Linked DNA regions of Homo sapiens: region 2 is linked to region 1. A link is a loop called in an ENCODE intact Hi-C map of the cell type or tissue named here. Cell type or tissue: mammary epithelial cell. All regions are shown on one strand.

Region 1 (2,500 bases):
CCTTCTTGTGTGTTTGATGAAATATCTCATTGTGGTTTTGATTTGTATTTCCCTTATGACTAATTGAGGATCTTTCCACGTGGGTATTAGCCATTTGAATAGCCTATTTGGAAAAATGTCTATTTAGAATCTTGTCCCTCTTTAGAATGATTTGTCTACCTGTTCACTTGTTTACCACCCCCCACTCCCCACCCTGCTGCTAATTTATAAGTTCTGTGAGGGTAGGCACCATGATGCTTTTGTTCGGTATTACATACCCACGACCCAAAAAACCATCTGACACATAGTAGAAACTCAATAAATAATTGTGGCTGATTGCATTAATGTCTTCTGTACTATGCTAATTAGAGCTCATGGAAATAAGATAATCAAGGGTCCAGGCACTCTAACTATAGCTCTCCACTCTTCTAAGCTCATTGGGTTGTTTTATGACCTGCTTAGACTTTCATAAGATCTGACTTGTGTTTAATACTTGGACATGTGCTGCCCTAGAAAACCTCTTTCTAATCTCAATATCAAAAGTTTGGCTTTCCAAGGAATGCTCTGTGTTTTTAGTCCACAAACAGGACATGCTTGCCATTCCTGTTACTGTTTTGCCTGTAGCTTTGTAGCCTTATTCTTCTGGATTCCTTACTATGTGAGAGTTAAAGAAAAAGTGAGAAGATGAGGAAGGTATTCTACATTTTTGTTCTTTCAGGTTAATGTGGCTGTAAAGAGAGGAATAAGATTAATGATAATCGCTCTCCTCTTTTTCTGACCTCCTCGGGGCCATCCAAAGTAGTTTGGAAAAGATATTGTAATAAAGCATTTTGTTTTGTTTTTGTTTTTGTTTTTTTTCACTCCTGAAGTTCATACCCCATCCCCACTCTTACTTAACTGCAGTGGCACTTAAAAGTCAATGAGATCACCCCAATATAAGATTAACTTTGTAGAATTCATGAATTCCATGAACCAAAGGAAAAATGGTTACTGGCTAGTTAAGACCATGTACGCACAATGCCCATTACTATTTGGTCAAATAACATATTTTTATCATTTCTAATGGCTACATAGCATCCCATTATATGAAAAATGATGCAATTATATGTTTATTGTTGAGTGGTGAAAATCCCATCTTTATTTTAAAAGTATATAGGAAAATAATGTGAAAATATATGCCAACTCTTAATATGGGTATCTAAGAATGTCTAAGGTAATGGATGGATTTCACTTTACTTTCTTCTTATTCATCTCACTTTAAAACTATTCTACAGTGGGAATATGCCAGTTGTGTAATTTGTAAAATGAAATAATAATGATGTGCAGCTATCAGTAAAGATATTCTGTGTCCAGAGTGAGCCAGTGACGCCTTGTGAGTCTGAACAGAGAAGCGCCTGCCTAGCTTCGTTCAGGTCTCCTCGCTCCTCCCAGGCCTAGCCTCGCCTTGTCCGCTGATCTGTCTGTGAGTCATCATTTGCTTTATTTCCCACCACACCCAGTCTCAAATGAATGTTCACTTCCTTCACAGCAAGTTCCTACTCTAATTGCCAAGGACTTCTATTTCTGTCTTCACAATGGGTCAAAGTTCAGACTACAGAAAATTAACTCTGTATTTTCATTAGCAGGGCTACTCTTTTCTACTACGCAGTTGCTATTAACATTTTCTTCCATGTAGATCTATGTAATTGGTGAAATCTGTCTGTCTCACAGTCCTGCAAATACGCCTTCTGCACATGCCTGAAAATTCCCCCTCCCCTAAGTAACTACAGTGATTTTATGAGCTCTCACTTTTACCATGAGAATGAACACCTTCTAATCTGATTTTATCCAAAAGAATGTCTCTCTGTTACTCTCTTATTAAAAAGTCATCTCTTATCAATGCTTCCCCTTCTACCTCCACCCTCCACCACCACTCTTTTGAGGACGTAGAGGTTTAAATTAACCTGCACTGTTTAAAATAATGAACTATTAGACATAACATAAAGATCCAACCAAAAGGAAGAGGCAAGGAGCAGCATGGCCAGGTGTTCAGAGCTTGGACTCTGATCCTGGACCATTTGGGGTTGAACCCCAAATGGCAAGTTAATTACCTTCTCCTTAACTCAGTTTCTCTGTAAAACAGGAGTAATCATACTACCTACCTCACAGGCATGCTGTTACAGTGCTTAGAAAAGTGCTGGGCACAGAGGAAGCACTAGGTTTGTTAGTTGTTAATATTTTCAAGCCTACAATGGAATATAATGTAGTCATTACAATGGGTGATGAAGATGCATATTTATTAGCACGCAAGCTGCTTCACAATACGGCATTAGCTCAAAGAAGCAGATTTCAGGATTTCAGGACAGTGGCTACAACATGATCCCATTTGAAATATACATGCATCATGTATGTATATGGATCTATGGACGAATATAGCACTGATATGCTAGCAGTGGTTTTTACTGGGTGGTAGAGTTTTAATTGATTTTATTCATTGATTAGTTTCTTTTTCCTTATTTTCTAATTTTTCAGCATTAATTAT
Region 2 (2,500 bases), 99 kb after region 1:
GTTGAAAGGTCAGTGCAGTGTTTCCTCCCAGGCAAAAGAAAATCAAGAGAATGGACCAAGCAATAAATGAGCAACTAGTTTCTGAAGCACTACTGTGTGGCCAGTCCTATAACAGATGAAAAAAATGGCCTAATTTCTATCCTCTCAAACTAAATGTTGAGAAGCAATTAGAAAACAAAGCAAATAAGCCCCCAAATGGCTGACTGAAATCAGCCAGAGATTTTTGCTTGTGCATTTCAGACTCCCCGGGGCTTACAGAGTTATAAAAGGGACTGAGATATTCGATATCAAAAATGTATTTTTCCCGGCCAGGCACAATGGCTCACGCCTGTAATCCCAGCACTTTGGGCGGCCGAGGCGGGCGGATCACTTAAGATCAAGAGTTCGAGGCCATCCTGTCCATCATGGTGAAACCCTGTCTCTAATAAAAATACAAAAATCAGCTGGGCGTGGTGGCAGGTGCCTATAATCCCAGCTGCTCAGGAGGCTGAGGCAGGAGAACCGCTTGAACTCGGGGGACGGAGATTGCAGTGAGCTGAGATCGCAACACTGTATTCCAGCCTGGGCAACAGAGCAAGACTCTGCCTCAAAAGAAAAGAAAAAAAAATCACATGAATGCCATTCCTTAGCTTTCCTATTAGATACAGTTGTAATTTCTAAAAAAGAATTATGATATCTTTTGCGAGGACATAAAAATTCAGAGTGCAAGAAGAGGGGTCACGTTTTTAAAATTAAGAACCGTTGATATAAGCAATATAAATGGAAAATTCAGAGGAGGAGAGATTAAGGTATTTTCATAGAGGAGAAAGATCATAAAAGGCTTAATCCCTGACCAGGAGGATTTTAATTCTTTAGCTAATTTATTTATGGCCTCCTGTGATCACAGTTTCAGTTGGTTTCATAATGGTGGTTTAGTTTGCAGAACATATGAATAAAGCTAAGGTTTGGAGGAAGTAAGAATCATCAAAATCTGTACAAAGGGTTTTTGTTTCCAGCTCAAAGGAGAAAAAAATATGATTTTTCCTCACTCTCTTGAATTATTTATTCATATAATATATATATATGCAGAATTTGGAATGAGAAATATCTTTACAACTTCTGGGCCTTAATTTTCCAGTTCTGAGATGAACAAAACATTGTCATATTCATCCCAGAGACCAGAAGTACAGTTTAATTGAATCAATCCTCACGTTTATGAGGTTCTTTGAAATGTTTTGTTGTAATAGGCCATATAAATGTAAATGATTAACAGGAAGCAAGAGAGAACTACCACCACCTCACCACTATAGCAGCTGAAGGCAGATTTTCTCAATACATCTTCCAACTCATAAAAAGAGAAAGGAAGACCTTACTTCTCCCAAATGTAATCCCAGTAGTGTAATTATAGTCACACATCACTTAACAATGGGGCTATGTTCTGAGCAATGCATCGTTTGGTGATTTCATCATTGTTCGATCATAGAGGTACTTACACACACCTAGTTGGTGTAGCCTCCTGCACACCTAGTCTAGATGGTATAACCTATTGCTCCTAGTCTACAAACCTGTATAGCATGTTCCTGTACTGAATACTGTAGGCAACTGTAATACAATGGTGAGTATTTGTATATCTAAACATAGAAAAAGTATAGTAAATATATGGTATAAAAGATAAAAAATGGTTCACCTGTATAGGGCACTTACCACAAATGGAGCTTGCAAAACTGGAAGTTGCTCTGGGTGAGTCAGTGAGTGGTGAGTGAATGTGAAGGCACAGGGCATGACTGTATACTACAGTAGACTTTATAAACACTGTACACTTAGGCTACATTAAATTTATGTTTAAAATATTTTTCTTTCTTCAATAATAAATTAACCTTAGCTTACTGTAACGTTTTTACTTTATACACCTTCGAATTTTTTTAGCTTTTTGACTCTTTTGTAATAACAGCTTAAAATATACATTGTACAGCTGTACAGAAATGTTTTCTTTCTTTATATCCTTATTCTGTAAACTTTTTTCTATTTTCAAACTTTTTATTTTATTTTTGTGTGTGTTTTTACACAAACACAGACATTAGCCTAGGCCTACACAGGCTCAGGATTGTCAATCTCACTGTCTTCCACCTCCACAGCTTGTCCCACTGGAAGGTCCTCAGGGGAAGTAACAGGCATGGAGCTGTCATCTCCTATGATAACAATGCCTTCTTCTGGATACCTCCTGAAGGACCTGCGTGAGGCTGTTTTACACTTAACTTTATATCTATATGTAGGAGTACACTCTAAAATAATGATAATGGTGGGGTGCAGTGGCTCATACCTGTAATCCCAGCGCTTTGGGAGGCTGAGGTGAGAGGGTCACTTGAAGCCAGGGGTTCCAGATCAGTCTGAGCAACGTAGTGAGACCTGTTCTCTACAAAAAATGTAAAAATTAGCCGAGCATGGTGGTGCACACGTATAGTCCCAGCTACTTGGGAGGCTGAGGTAGGAGGATCACTTGAGCCTGGGAGGTCCAGGCTGC

Evidence for each region. A loop is a pair of places that touch in the nucleus more often than their neighbours do. Peaks named below come from ENCODE experiments on the same cell type or tissue, not always from the same donor. Only the 100,000 strongest peaks of a DNase experiment are listed, where the experiment ranks them.
Region 2: a loop joins it to region 1, with 4 times the contacts of the local background. A loop is called at or near these places in 4 of 110 quality-filtered maps.

The regions. Positions count from the first base shown.
Region 1 is chrX:13,100,857-13,103,356 of GRCh38, reverse strand. No RefSeq gene overlaps it. Among named protein-coding and RNA genes, the nearest start is that of FAM9C, 57 kb to the right of the region's middle. RefSeq lists a silencer at 213-507. In mammary epithelial cell, no CTCF peak of the experiment used is centred here; DNase peaks (open chromatin) are centred at 46 and 1,436; H3K27ac peaks cover 2,230 bases.
Region 2 is chrX:13,001,382-13,003,881 of GRCh38, reverse strand. No RefSeq gene overlaps it. Among named protein-coding and RNA genes, the nearest start is that of TMSB4X, 28 kb to the right of the region's middle. In mammary epithelial cell, no CTCF peak of the experiment used is centred here; DNase peaks (open chromatin) are centred at 1,451 and 1,691; H3K27ac peaks cover 1,623 bases.